Regions from separate parts of the Homo sapiens genome. Here region 2 is linked to region 1. The links are chromatin loops, found by intact Hi-C in ENCODE. Cell type or tissue: heart left ventricle. All regions are shown on one strand.

Region 1 (8,000 bases):
ATTAGTGCCACCGACCAAGTTCGCACTCAGGTAATCAGTGACTGACTACAGTGACTGCTGGGGGCGTGACTGCCGCCTGGCTGACGGTGATTGTGAAGCACTTCATTTTAATGTACACAGACAGAGTTCAGAGACGTTAAAAGATGGAAAAGAGAAGTCTGTACTTCTCAGAATAGAAGAAAGACAATAAATAACTAGAAAGTGAGCACCTACATGCATCACCTCGTGTTATTTACAAATCAGTATTTCTACCTTGGGTCTGTTGTGCACCTCAAAATTATAAAGGGCTTTTATACTCATTTTCTTATTTAATTTTCACTACTCTCTGGGGTTAGACCAGGTCTTGTTCTTTGCTGTTTATCTCCATTTCCTGGGAAATATCTGTTAAGTGAATGAATGAATGAATCAACAGATGAATGGATCCGTAACTTTTACAGAGGAGCCAGGCTTAGAGATTTGTTCAGGGACACAGCTCCTAAACAGCAGAGCTGGGGCAGGACCAAGTCAGATTCTTCTATCCCTTCTTCTGGACAAGGGCCTTCTAATCTAATTTTTTTTCTAATTCTTTGTTGTGGTTGCTTTCCTGTGCATTATAAGATGTTTGCCAGCATCCCTGGCCTCTGCTCACTAGATGAAGTAGCACCCCTCCACTCATGACAACACAAAGCGTCTCTAAACATTGCTAAATGTCCCTGGGAGGGGTCTGCTATTTAAGGACCAATAGTCTAGACCTACTTCTAGCTGTTTTTTATTTGCCATTTATAAAGGATGCTGTAAAATGGGTATTTATCTCTCTCTCTCTCTCTCTCTCCTTCCTTTTCTTTCTTTCCTTTTTTTGTGTCCTATAGAGATTAGAATATGTGGTCTCTAACATGACTTCCAGATATATTAATAATCTGCTTTTAGCATCTGAGCTGGACTTTGATGGAAACTTAGAATATTGGCAGGGGGAGACTGGCTCTCCAGGATGCAGCCGCTGTATGGACCTGTGTACAGTGACTTTGGCACACAGCACCTCTGCAGCGACCTCCAGTGTGGGGCACAGAGATGCTCATTGAGATGTGAAAAGAAGAGTTTAGAACTCTGCGTATATCATTATTTTATCCTTTAAAGTGCATTAATGTGTGTGTGCTTTATACGATCCAAAATAGTTTTTATTTTTTACCTTTAAAAAAGTTTATCTTTTTATTTTTACACTTCATTGTGTAAAATTGACAAAATATTAGTTTTTTTTCTTTTTTTGAGACAAAATGTTTTTAAATGTACATGACATTTTAGCTTAATGGGCATGAGTAAAATTTATTAATAGAATTACATATAAATGTATGTGTGTAGCAAATACCCAAAAGGATTGCTTATTGGGAAGGGTGCACAATCACAAATTGTGGAGAGCATCCTGCGTGCTGTGTGCAGTCATTCATTATACAGAAAATGCCACTGAGTCACTTGCTGCAACGATGCCTGCACAGCTTTGTCCTGAGTCATGGACAATGGGCTCCTCCCAGCTCTAAGGTTCACTTTCTTTCAATTGAACAAATGTTTATGAATTGTTTGACAGTAAGGAACAAGGTAAGGACTCTGCAAATGCAAGAGAGAGGGAAGAGGAGACCATCTGTGTGATTACGCACAGGCCATGCTGAAATCCCAGTAGAAGGACCGCATTACTTATACCTGGAGTCCAGGGAAGCCTGCCTTCAGATGACACTTGAGCTGGAAAGGACACACATGGGAAGAGCATTCCAGGCAAAGGAGACTGCGTTTGCAAAGGGCCAACACCTCTCCTGGGGAGAAGTGGGGACTGGCAAGAGACATTCAAAATGGGCTGTGTGCTGGTACACTCAGCATGGCTATACTGGCTGTTAAAATACGATAATGTCTCCAACCTGGTTGGAAAATAGCTACTGACTCAAGCCCCTAAAGTGCCCCCTGTAACCCTGGCACCTCCCTGGAGACCCTTGGATTTCCCTACAACCAGCAACTAAAGGGTTAATGTTCAGCCCAATGGTGGGGCCTGCAAGACCCTACCCCACCATGGTGCCTGGAGTTTGTTTTATTTGGCTAATATCCAGTGATACTCAAGAAAAACTATAGAGGTGGTTAACTATTTTGAATATCACTCTTGGCTTCATGTATCAATTATCGAACTTGAATTTGATCTTGAAGGTGATGGTCAGCCTGTGAAAGGCTTTGAGGAGGAAAGTGTCATGATTTTACTTTAAAAAGATGATTATGGAGGCACGGGAGGAGGAACTGATGCGGCTTTGAACTAAGGCAGTGTCAGGAAGCACTGGGAAAAGGGCATGGGTTAGAGAGAGGCCAGGAAGAGAGAGACAGGACTCTATAGCTTGGTGGGTATAAGGCCAGGAGAGAAGGAGAAGGTGGACACTCAGATTTGGGGCACATGCCTCTCCCTGAGATTCAAACCCAGTAGGAAAAACAGGTGCACAGGAAAGGTGACAAGCAGTCATCTGGGAATGTCTGGTCCCTGAGTGGAGGTTGTTTTGGTGTGGATATAGCTGCAACCCACCTACAGTGCTGTCATCTGCTAGGCTGTTTGTCTCTATCACACTCACCTAAGTCTTGGGTAACTGATAGCAAATACAACTTTGGGATTGAAGAGCACCTTTAGCATCCTGCCAGCGGGAGCAAGGAAGAAACCAACGAGCCCAGTGGCTAGGGTTCTCCATGTCCTAGCTCCAAGAACTTCACCTTTGAGGGCTTCTGAGAGGACTGGATATGTTAGCTACGCAAAAGCAGGTGCCCACGTGTGAAAGGGCCTCTGTTGCTCCCCCTCCACCTTCCTATGAATTTAATATGTGTACATCCCAGTCAGTAAGTGAGTTCATCTTTATCACATTTGGTTCCATACCTGGAGGAGGACTCGACTCCTTTCCCATATACAGTAGACATTTTTGCATTCAACCAGATCCAGCAGACATCATTGACTATTTTATACCAGGTCTTGAGGTAGACACTGGGGATCCAGTGGGGAGTAAATGTGTTCCTACCTTTAAGGCTTCCACTGCAGAGAGGGTCAGAAGGGAGATGAGACATTGAAGGAGGTAGAGGGGTCAGAGTGTGGCAGTCTATATTAATATATGGAGCATTTGGGAGCCACCACATATTTTTGAGCAAGGGAGAGATAGGACAGGAAAGGAAGGTTAGTCTGGGAGTGAGGGGTATGAGGTAATTGAAGGAGGTCATTTGTGAGTCTGAAATTACAGTTGGTGAAAGCCCCCAAAGGCTTAAACCTGAGGAGAACAAAGCTGAAGTCTGATTAATGGGTTTTGGCAGATTTTTTTCCCCAATATCCCTTCAAAGGCAAAAAATAATAGAGACACTGTTTTTTCCATTAGTAAATACACTCAACGTCTCCTTATTTGTCTGTAGCTGTTTCAAAAGAAAATAGCTTTGTTTTTAAGAGCAACTGTGTAGGCCCCGGTGTAGCTCATGCCTGTACTCCTAGTACTTTGGGAATTTGAAATCAGTCTGTGCAACATAGAACCCATCTTTACAAAAAATTAAAAAAAATTAGCCAGGTGTGGCGGCACATGCCTGTAGTCCTAGCTACTTGGGAGGCTGAGGTGGGAGGATCACTTGTGCCCAGAAGTTAGAGGTTACAGTGAGCTATGGTAATGACACTGAACTCCACCTTGGGCAACAGAGCAAGATCCTGTCTCAAAAGAAAAAAAAAAAAAAGAACTACAACTATTTATAAGTATTTCTATATTTGATAATAATTCAATATAAATTCAGTTATCTTGAAGACTTGGCGTAAGGAGAGCCTGGCTAAATTACTGGGTTCAATTCCTATGGGGAGATGATGTCGCAGAGAAGTCAATTGGTTAATATATAAGGAACTCCTACAAATGCAAGATAAAACTGTAAACACCCCATTAGAAAAATAAGGCAAAGGCTTAAACTGGCAACTCTAAAAGAAGTAATTCGAGGATCCAATAAACATTTCAAAACATGTTCAAATGAAGACAGCAATGAGATACCATTTTCCTTTCATCTGATTGGATGGCAATGACAGAACCATAGAGTGTCAGAACCTACAAGGACCAGCTGATTTGGCTTCCCCGGTCATTTTACAGGTGAGGAAGATAGGCCCAGATAGGAGAAGGGACCCACCTAAACCCAGGGGTTAGACAGAGGCAAATTCTGAACAGATCCCCCTCTGGTGACAGTGTCTGCTGAGAAGTCGAGACTGATGAACCTTGAAGAGGTTTTGCAACCTGGAAGGAGGCCTGGTTTCTGTCCTGCCAATTTGATCTTGCAGTTTTCCAAAGTGGCCACGAGATGTCAATGTTAATAATGCTAACAAGTCAACACTTGCAGTTGCTCAAATATTGAGCTTATTGCAAAATACGAGGGGGTTTTCAGTTTTCAAAATGTACATTCTAAGAGGGGAAAAACCATAAAAACACTGTGGTCAGAGTATGAATTCAATGTTTTTTGACTTTATAAAGAAAACCGTGTATTAGGCACGTGTAAAACCTGAATAAAACAGCATTCCTAGGGTTTGCGACAAAGGAAGTTCAGGTTAGCCTACAGCCCCTTTGGGACTTTTTATAAACATTGCATCTGGAGCCTGGAGGTCCCTCCAAGAAATTGTACCCTAAACCCCAGGTCCAGGGGTCCTGCATGATGTGCCGAATAGTGATTTCAAAGCCCTCGCTGCTACTTACCATCCTCAGCTAAGCCACTTTGCCCTCGTGAAGCCTCAGTTTTCTCTATAGGATTACTAGCTCCCTCTCAGAGTTGTTTAGAAGATTAAATAGAACGAGACAACGTATTTGAGAGAAGCAGGAGGAGATCATGGTTCTGAGTGCTGGCTCTGGGATCAGACAACTCAGTGTGGACACTGTTCGCTTCCCAGCTGCATGTCTTTGGAAAGTCATTGCACCACTTTGGGCCTCCATTCCTTCATAGGTTAAAAAGAGGGCTAAAATATTACCCATCTCTCAGGCTTCCTGTGCAGATTAAGTGGAGTTGTGTGGTTAAGCACTGAGCATCCTGTCTAGAACTACGTCAATAAGAATAATAATTGTCAAGACTGCTTGGGTCTCTTGTATGTATCTCTGCCTTGCATTGCTGCATTCTAATTTTTAAATATTTGTCTCTCTTCCACTTAACTATGAGCCCCTCAAATACAGATGCTGTGGGTATACACATATGATTTTAATATCCGCATCCCCCATGTTCAGCCCAGGGCTTGGCTCATACTGCTAAATGCTAGTTCTTCCTTCTCCCTCATTTTACAGGTAAATGAAAGCTTGGAGAGGTGGACTGATTTGTCCAGTGGAGCACATGAGTTAGTACTTCCTCTCTTACAGCACTTGTCACTCTGAATTGTATGGTGTGTTTACCTCTGTCTACCATGCTTGACCATAAGCTCCCTGAGGGCAGGAAAACTTATCCCAAGTTATGTCTCCAGGGTTAAAATACCATCATTAGCATAGCTAACATTTATTGAGCACGTACTATGTGCCAGACACTCTTCTAAGCATTCTTTTTCATGCATTAACCAATGTAATTCTCACGTATAACCTGTAAGCCAGGTACCATCATTATCTGAGTTTTACTGGAGTAGAAACTGAGACATGGAGAGATTAACTTACCCAGTGTTGCACAGCTGGTAAGTAGGAGAGCCAGCCACTCTGAATCTGGGGCCAGAACACTTCACCCGTAACTTAACCTCTCAGGCAGAAATCCTTCATGAATTTTTGTTGGCTAGAATTGAATCAGTAAGATTGGAGATTGAGCAATACTGTAGTGTATCATGGGGAGTGACCCTAGGTGTGCCCTCAAGTTCCATGTTGAGACCTGCTTCAAATGTACCATCCAAAGGTGACAGGAAGAGCCATGTCTGCAGGGAGAACGTTCTGCAGAACCATGTCTGAGTGAGTGGGAGGGAAGGAGGCAAGGTGCCAGGGGAACTGCTCAGCTCAGGTACCATCCAGTCTTGGGGAGCAGGGAGCAGTGGTGAGGACTGTGGAGGAAGCCTGGGAGCTGGGCATCCCCCCATCCCTGCTATGAGTCTATGGTGGGACCGCAGTTGTTTGTGAAGGCATGGGTGAATCTGGAGGACATTAAGTGAAATAAGCCAGACACAGAAACATAAATACTGCATGATCTCACTCACATGTGGAATCTGAAAGAGTCAAACTCCCAGAAGCAGAGAGTAGAATGGTGGTTCCCAGGGACTGGGAGGTGAGGGAAATGGGAAGATATTGTTCAGAGGATACAAACTTTATACGATTAACAACTTCTAGGGATCTCATGTACAGATCCACGTGGGTGATAAGAGATGTGCTATTTGGTTTGATTGAGCACTCCTAGGGTCACTCCCCATGATACACTACAGTATTGCTCAATCTCCAATCTTACTGATTCAATTCTAGCCAACAAAAATTCATGAAGGATTTCTGCCTGAGAGGTTAAGTTACAGGTGAAGTGTTCTGGCTCCAGATTCAGAGTGCCTGGCTCTCCTACTTACCAACTGTGTATCATTGGGTAAGTTAACCTCTCCATGACTCAGTTTCTGCTTCCGTAAAAACTCAGATAATGATGGTACCTGGCTTACAGGTTATATGAGAATTACATTGGTTAATGCATGAAAAAGAGTGCTTAGAAGAGTGTCTGGCACATAGTACGTGCTCAATAAATGTTAGCTATGCTAATGATGGTATTTTAACCCTGGTGACACAACTTGGGATAAGTTTTCCTGCCCTCAGGGAAACTTACACAGTGTATATTTATATCAAATCATAATGTTGTATACTTTGAATGTATACACTATTTGTCAATTAAATTTTTTTTTTTTTTTTTTTTGAGATGGAGTCTCGCTCTTTCGCCCAGGCTGGAGTGCAGTGGCGCGATCTCGGCTCACTGCAAGCTCCCAGGTTCACGCTGAGAGGTGACAGTGTGCTGGCAGTCCTCACAGCCCTCGCTTGCTTGCTCTCGGCGCTTTCTCTGCCTGGGCTCCCACTTTGGCAGCACTTGAGGAGCCCTTCAGCCCACCGCTGCACTGTGGGAGCCCTTTTCTGGGCTGGCCAAGGCCGGAGCCGGCTCCCTCAGCTTGCAGGGAGGTGTGGAGGGAGACGCGCGAGCGGGAACCGGGGCTGCGCGTGGCGCTTGCGGGCCAGCTGGAGTTCCGGGTGGGCGTGGGCTTGGCGGGCCCCGCACTCGGAGCAGCCGGCCGGCCCTGCCGGCCCCGGGCAATGAAGGGCTTAGCGCCCGGGCCAGCGGCTGTGGAGGGTGTACTGGGTCCCCCAGCAGTGCCAGCCCACCGGTGCTGCGCTCGATTTCTTGCCGGGCCTTAGCTGCCTTCCCGCGGGGCAGGGCTCGGGACCTGCAGCCCGCCATTCTGAGCCTCCCACACCCCCCGTGGGCTCCTGTGCGGCCCGAGCCTCCCCGATGAGCACCGCCGCCTGCTCCACGGTGCCCAGTCCCATTGACCACCCAAGGACTGAGGAGTGCCGGCGCACGGCGCGGGACTGGCAGGCAGCTCCACCTGCAGCCCCGGTGCGGGATCCACTGGGTGAAGCCAGCTGGGCTCCTGAGTCTGGTGGGGACGTGGAGAATCTTTATGTCTAGCTCAAGGTTTGTAAACACACCAATCAGCACCCTGTGTCTAGCTCAGGGTTTGTGAATGCACCAATGGACACTCTGTGTCTAGCTACTCTGGTGGGGCCTTGGAGAACCTTTATGTCTAGCTCAGGGATTGTGAATACACCAATCGGCACTCTGTATCTAGCTCAAGGTTTGTAAACACACCAATCAGTACCCTGTGTCTAGCTCAGGGTTTGTGAATGCACCAATCGACACTCTGTATCTAGCTTCTCTGGTGGGGCCTTGGAGAACCTTTGTGTCCACACTCTGTATCTAGTTAATCTAGTGGGGACGTGGAGCACCTCTGCGTCTAGCTCAGGGATTGTAAACGCACCAATCAGCACCCTGTCAAAACAGACCACTGGGCTCTACCAATCAGCAGG
Region 2 (8,000 bases), 250 kb after region 1:
ATGTGTTGAAGATGGAAAGGAAAGGAAAAAGGCAGAACAGATAGACTATTATTATTCTTCCTTTCTCTACCTTCCTGTCTGCACCAATTCCTAGATCTCACAGAAAGATGTAACCTGGAGAAAATGAACAGGCATATGATACATCCAGACAATCATATACAGCACATGTGAACTTCACAACAACCTTATATAGTTGGGCAGGATAGTTCTTGTCCTGTTACAGATATGAAATTCACCGATATATGCAACATATTTAGTAGACATCTACAGGGTTCTCCATGCGCCCCATAAATTCTACCTGTTCCATAATTATTTCCTTGGAGGAAAGTCTTTCCTTCAAAGACTCACAATTCTGTAGGAGGTCAGGGACCATCCTGTGTTTCTGGCAGAGCTGAAATGTATCCTGGACCACAGAATGGAGGATGTCCGCATGGTCTGGGTTGGATGGAGGCTTGAGTGAATTATCACAGCACAGAAAAATGTTATTTTCTCTGGACAATTTAAAAACAGTGGTGACCACTTTCTACTTTTGGTTTCCCCATGATGGCAAAAAGAAATACAATTGGACTCTAAGATGATGGTGACTCATGATGCCTGCTCCCTTCATTGCTGCAGATCTTTGGTTCTTATTGTCTATTATCTACCTTGTCCCTTCCTTCTATAATCTCCCCAGCTCCTGATATCTAAAGGCAGGACATCTCAACTCTCTATCTTAAACTTAAACCAGTTGCCCATCTTCCTGCCATTCAGCTTTTCAATGTAACCGTCAAGTACCTGCAGCCTTTCTTTTCTGGTTCTGCATTGGATGATTGATGTTTCATTGACCTTGTGGAGGAAAGAGGGTACAGGTAAGCAGTAAAGACTCCAGGATACCAGTGATGACATTATATGATGCTAAAGAGTGTGTGTATGTGCGCGCGCGTGTGTGTGTGTAATGTGCACAGCCCTTTTTTACTTTTGAGACTCCGAGACCCAGTGATAAGTGAATTGAGCAAGGCTGCACTAAGAAGACAACTGCTGCCATCTTGGGCTTGAAGAGATTCATCTTAGAATACTGAAGGGAGAATTTTCCCCTCCACCTTTACAATCCCTGATTTGGAAAGATCTTCTCCTGTGATAATTAACTGGTCCCAGGCGTTGCCCTACTCAGCAGCAATGGATGGATAGGAGGGAAACCTGGAGATAATAATGGCAGCTTTCAGGGAATCCCATCCTGTGAAGACGTTACCTTCAAGACCAGAAAGAAAAGTTATGCTCTCGTCATTTTCCTGCATGTTGGCCCTACTACTCAGCCCTTTACCCCTACCCCATCCTTCCCAACAATGAGGAGGTGTTGAGTAACCTTGTTACCTTGTTAAAGAGACTGAATGATGCTGCCACCTTTGTCCTATAAGGAACTACTTGGTTTGAATTTCTCCAAGTCTATGCCAAACTCCTGAATGAGTTTGGCCCGCCTTTGGTTTATACTGTTTAGCCAGCCCTGCTCTAACTAGGCTCCTGTCCGCCTGAGAAATATGTCCCTTTCCAGACACCTGTTTGTCCTCTCCATAGCCCTGGCATGACCTGGGCAATGTGACACCCAGAACATGCCTGGATCTGTACCTTATCACTAACCAAATCCATGTAGGAATACTAACTATTTGAATTCCTTAGCTCAGTATCTGAGTCTGAATATGCATAGATTAATATTTCCCAAATAATCTGATTCCATTAGCGATAATTTGAGAAATATCTTGGGACAGTTGGAAAGACTTCAGACCTTTTCCTTAGTCAAACTGCAATGCTTTCAAAAGTTTTCTAGCACAGTTTGGCCTGCAAACAAATTTAGTTCATTTCAGTAGGAGGTAACAAAGCTTTCTGTACCTGCCTTCTTCTGGTGTAGTTCTTGTTTGCACTTTATTTCTCTGCAATGTCATGGGGGGAAGCCAGGTAATAAATAGAGACAGATAGTAAACAGACTCCTAAGTATTTAATGGGGTTGGTCGGATTTACGGCTCCAGTGTCGTAACACAGAATTACCCAATTCCTTCAGCTGCTTAGTAAGTTTCACATTATCACACAAATCAAGGGTGACTCTCTTAAAGTTGTGGTGATCATCTGAATGCTTTTCTTCATTAGATGTCAAAGTAGGAGAAAGACAACTATTTTGGAAGGTTCTCAGACGTGAAACACTGGAAGATATCTGTGAATCTACCTCCCACTCTCTATCACCATGCCCAGGAATGTATTTCCTTTGTTATATTGACACTGGCAACTCCCAGATCTGATTGCCTTGATGTAGCCTGGAGCTACGAGAGGTCCTTAGAATCTGTTCTTGCCAGTGGCCCCTTTGCAGAATTAATAAAAAATCTTATGCACAGTAATAGCAAAGCTTTGCTCCCTCTACTTGACTTTTGGGAAAGCTTGGCTCATTGGTAAACATGTAATGTTCTTTATATTAAAACAGAGTTCTGATACTCTCAGAGTTGGGGCAAATTGTTAGCCTTTCACCAAAACTTGAAAGGCTTTCTACGTTAAGATCCAAGCTCCTGCCTTATAAATATTCTGAATTACAGTCAATTTTGGAATACTCTTGTGGCAGAGAAAGTAACATGCACCAAATAGTCCAGGCTTGTGTTGAGTTAGAGCCATGCGACAAGTTCTGGCCAATAATATATGTGTGCGAGTGATACATGCCCCTTCTGACAGAAGCAGTGAAAAATTTATGAACAATATTTTAGTTTTCTTTCCTCTACTATGGCAACTTAAGTTGTGTGAGCCAGATAATGGAGTTTCAGGATGATGGTTCCTACTCAGCCTGGGTCCCTGAGTGACTGTATGGAATAAAGCTCTGCCGACACTTGTTAGACATGACCATGTGTAACAAATAAGCCTTTGTTAAGCCACTGACCATTTGGAGTAATCTGTTACAACTGCAGAACAGAGCATATCCTGATTAACAGAATTCCTACTTCCCAAATTTCTGCTTCCTTTCCTGGCTGCATAATTTGTCCAAGCTGTCTGTCATCTACATACTCCTTTACCCTATTTATGGCTTATACTATCTCATCTGACCTTCATGGTCTATCCTAAACGTCATCTCCTTCCCAAGGATCTCCGGTTTCCAGTTGGATGGGATACCCTCCTCTTCTCTGCTAATAGAAAGAGTAGTATACCTCTCTTAAGGCAATCATCTCATTTGCTTCTCTTCCTCATCCATTTAACTTAGAGCTCCTGGAAGGTGAAGACCATGTTTGATTCACCCAAACACCCCAAGGCCCCAGCTGAACATTTTGTGGTAGCTACAGGTGGATATTATTTAGTTTGAATTGAGTTTTCTCCTGAGGTTAGCAATGCGTAGGCCAATGTAGACAGCAATGTGAAATGATTTTAAATAAGTTATCTGCCTGAAACATAGCAACAGGGAGAGAAGAAAACAAAAAAAAAAACCCTTTACATGAGTAAGTGTAATTCTCAGAAAATAAGAGAAATAGCATATCAGAAAAAGACATAGGAAGCAAAAGTGATGCTTGCTGAAGAACATCAGAATGGGAATTAGGAAACAAACTTCTAGATTTGACTCCTTTGAAAACTAATTCTGTGATCTCTCTGGAACTCAGGTTCTTCATCTTGTACGTGGGATCAGAGGCTGGACGATAAATTAATTAAGGTATTTCATTCTGGAATTTTACTTACAGAAACCCCAGGTGCTGAGATGTTTTCCAGGACTAGGATGAAGTCTCCATCTTGTGGCTAAATTAAGTTCTGCAGTCACTCAACATTATGAACGTCAAGATCCAAGTCAATTTAGTGGAGCAGCGTAGATTAGGTCAATAGCTTCTGTGAGAAACAGAAACACATCTTCTTAATGCAAATGCAGCAGGACAGGTTCATTCGCAGCCATTTGGAAAGGAATTTAAACTTGGACAACGAACTGTGCAAATATATTTATTCATTCTTTTACTAAAGAGAGGGCCTGTCTTATCTTTTCCAGACTTGCATTCCTTGGCTTGTGGCCCCTTCCTCCTTCTTCAAAGCCAGCAATGTAGCATCTTGCTTCAGCCCTCACATTGCCTCATTCTTATCTGTCAAATCTCTCTCTGCCTCACTCTTATAAGGACACCTAGGTGATCCAGAATACTCCCATCTCAAGAATTTTTAATTTAATCACTTTTACCATATAACATCCGCAGTTTCCAGAGATTAGGATCTGGATATCTTTGGAGACCATTATTAGTCTACCACTGGGAGAAAGTGAAGGGGGCTGGGGAAAGTGTTTCCAGGAACACAGTAGTCTGTCCAGCGCCCCTTCCACCACTATCATTGGTGAGATCGTTGGTAGCAGCTGTGAGGTGTGATAGAGACTGACTTTTCTCCAGTTCCAGGGGCTCCAACTGGCAAAAGCTCATAACTGTTATCATCCCCCTGACTTCAGTGATCTGCTCAGGAAAGGGCACTTGAACAAATTCAGACCAGCTCAGGAGCCTCTACCCTCCACCCCCGTAGTTGTGGAAAAAGTTTTCATATCAGCTATTCTGGAGGTAGCAAAAAGAAGGCCAAAAGATTACAGCCCTTTTTGTTTGTTTGTTTGCTTGTAAGCCTTGTGGTTCTATTTGACTTTTTAAATTATGCGCATGAATTACTTGGAGACATTTTTTAAATTGAAGTGGAAAAAATAATTTAAAAGGGAAAACTAACTAAAGTAATATAATTTCAGAGTATTGATTATTGTCCAGAATATGCTTTGTTTTATTATTTTGCTAATAAAATTAAATTCACTGTACATTGTTCCAGAAGTATGTTGACTCTAAGGAAAATGTTTTAAATGGAATAGCCTGAGGATATCATTGTGGGGAAGTATTGGATGTCCTTGATCTTTTCTGTTCATTGTAGATGTTTTCTAGAAGACAGCACATCTTAAAGATATTTCAGGCTTCTTATGAAGGAAACAGTAAACCTTTTACAAACTATATTTTCCAATTTTCTTGTCTTTTCTTGAAGTACCACTGTACAACTCTTGTTGGAGAGCTACTGTAATTATTTGTGACATGTTTTTCTTTGGCCAATTCTCTATGGCTTCTACTCAGTACAGCCACCTCATAAGAACATGAGATCACCCTCTCTGCACGTGGCTTTTGGAAGCTGCCATAACTTCATGGGTTCAAAGCTGGGTTCTCTTGGGACCTGCTTCCATGCAATGGCAGTCAGTTCATCATCTGCTGTGGTTCATTCCCTCAGCTTTTGACTCGGTCCTGGGTGTGCCTGAAAGAGAACCCTCTTCCCTCATTGCTGTCCTGAAAAACAAAACCCTCTTCTAGTTCTCACTAGAAGAGTGACATATTGTTTTGGGGGAGGAAAGTAGTGTCTCCATGTGTCACCTCGTTTCTCTCCAGGCACACAGTGCTCCAAGGTAAGGGATGCTTACAAGCTATATGACAATGAATGCACAAATTATTCAAAGTGAAAGGGTTTTAAAGATCAGTGAGTTCAATGTCTCCTCAAATGCGAAAATGCCTGTCAGAAACTCCCTGACACATCATCATCTTGCATCAGATACAGTATTTCCAGTTATAGGAAAGTCATGACTGAAATGCATGGAATCAGATTTTTCAGATTGAGAGGTCTAAAGTAGTATTTCTCAATGTGATGTCAGTGGAACACTTGCAGCAGGGTCACCTGGGATGTTCATTTAGGATTCAGATCCTTGGGCCCTGTCACCTACTGAACCATGCTGTCCAGGGATAAAATCCAAGCATATGCCTAGAAGAAAGACTTATTAACTACACTGAAGATTGAGATTAATTGTACTAGACTAACTCTCCTATACAATTCTCAAAAAACCTTGACATCTATTTGTTGAATGTTATGGCTTCTCCCTAGAAAAAGCCAGATGTGTGCCTAAGTTGCCTGCTCCCCCACCCCCTGACATTATCATATATTTAATTAGAAAAGTCAATGCCATTGACTTTTTAAAGCCAAGGGCCTCCTAGAATTATGTTTTGCAAAATGTGCTATACACATTGCTTATGGTATATCAAGTAGTCCACATATGGTTAGGCAGTTTTGGAGATAAAAATGATGAAACAATCCTATTTACACATGTTTTATAAATTTGAAATGTAATATTAATTATACTTTTTAAATTCCACTGCATTTTAATGATTATATCATAAAAGTTGTAAATGTGCTCCAAGAACTGCGTTGGTAAATTTGTTTCAGCTGTCATTCAGCTAACAGAGTCTTGTGAAAATTTTCCAATGTCACTTGTATTCTATTAGTTGTGATTCTTGTTCTTAAATTGCTGCGTGGAAACTAATCTATGGTGACAATAATCAGGGCTTGGGAAGGCTTGATTGTAAACAGGCTCATGACCCTGGGAACTTTTGGGGATGCAGCAATTATTTTCTTATATTGATTATGTTGGTAGTTCCATGGATGTAGCTTGCCAAAACTCATTAAACGATACACTTCGAATGAATGCATTTTATCATATGTAAGTGAGACCTTGGTAAAGTTGATTTTAAAATGTGAAGTGTTGGCTGGGCGCAGTGGCTCATGCCTGTAATCCCAGCACTTTGGGAGACGGGGGGTGGGGGCGGGGGTGGATCACGAGGTCAAGAGATCGAGACCATCCTGGACAACATGGTGAAACCTCGTCTCTACTAAAAAAAAAAAAAAAAAAAAAAAAAAAAAAAAAAAATTAGCTGGGCATGGTGGGTGGCCCAGTCCTAGCTACTGGGGAGGCTGAGGCAGGAGAATCACTTGAACCAGGGAGGCAGAGGTTGCAGTGAGCCAAGATCGCACCACTGCACTCTAGCCTGGGCAACAGAGAGAAACTCCGTCTCAAAACAAAACAAAACAAAACAAAACAAAAACAATAAGACGTGAAGTGTTATAATACCAATTTACAAGAAAGCATATCAAAAATGACTCATTGAAGCAGGTGGTTAGTGATTAAAAATTTAATGAATATACTACAAATCAGAAAAATACACTAGATGTAAATAATAAATAGAGCACCTGTGAAGACAGAGGTTGATCTGTATATGCTGAGAGAAATGAAGATACAAGAGAAATGATGTCACCAGCTGAAATGCTGTCACATTGTTGTCTTCATTCTTTTAGAAGAACTAAAGAAATAAAAGAATGAGCATCTGAAAATTAGATTGTATTGATAAACATTGATCCATTCACCCACCAGTCCCATTGTGTTCTGTTACAAAGTTTTTCAAAATGGCATTGTGAAATCTTTCAAGGGTTTGTGAAAAATAAGGTATAGCATCTCTTTGGTGAGCCAAATGAGTTTTTCTAAAATAAGCTTGGTAATTTTCACCCTAAAGTTGATGTATTTTAGTGTAAAAAATGAAGAGGTAGTGAAGTGTAATGGAGGGTGGGAGCCAGGCTCCTCACTGTTGGAGTGGGAAGTTACAGACGAGCAAAGGGAGGAGGCTAGAATAATCCATGGGTAATTGATTAGAGTGGGAGACATCTGTATAAACTCATATTTAGCTTAATATATAAATAGTACATGAATATTTATAGATGTATCTGTACATGGGTTATATAGATACGTGTATACATGTATTTCTCTATTTTGTCAGCTGAGAGGAACTAGAGGTAATAAATGACACCCAAGTAGTAGCAAGTAAAGTTAGAACTCAGATCCTGGTTTCTAATACCATTCTCTGATAGAAGGAATGAGGGCTCCTTGGAGCAATGGATGATTCTAAGGATGGAGGAGAAACATCTTGCAATGCTAGTAATAAGGAAATGCACAGAAAAACTGACACTGATGGGCCTATGCCAAGGATACAGGAACTGACAGAAAGCTCCCAATGGCCAAAGGCAGAACAAGCTGTGCAACAAAATAAACAAAGTGGTACTGAATTATAACCCAATATATAAAATAAATATTGATGGGTCTACACTGATATAAACAAAATGACTGCATAAATAAATAAATGGAGAAGAATAGCCAAATCTCCAGTGCAGAAGAATTTCAAATAATTTATGCAGATACT

The links. Hi-C counts contacts between places; a loop is a spot of excess contacts. Peaks named below come from ENCODE experiments on the same cell type or tissue, not always from the same donor. Only the 100,000 strongest peaks of a DNase experiment are listed, where the experiment ranks them.
Region 2: it touches region 1 in a loop (5-fold over the local background); 9 of 110 quality-filtered maps call a loop at or near these places.

What each region holds. Positions count from the first base shown.
Region 1 is chr15:81,151,520-81,159,519 of GRCh38, forward strand. No RefSeq gene overlaps it. Among named protein-coding and RNA genes, the nearest start is that of CFAP161, 21 kb to the left of the region's middle. In heart left ventricle, CTCF peaks have their summits at 4,291 (motif pointing right) and 4,492; no DNase peak of the experiment used is centred here.
Region 2 is chr15:81,397,116-81,405,115 of GRCh38, forward strand. The region is part of intron 6 of TMC3-AS1 (TMC3 antisense RNA 1); the gene reads left to right. Among named protein-coding and RNA genes, the nearest start is that of TMC3, 27 kb to the left of the region's middle. In heart left ventricle, a CTCF peak has its summit at 3,727 (motif pointing left); no DNase peak of the experiment used is centred here.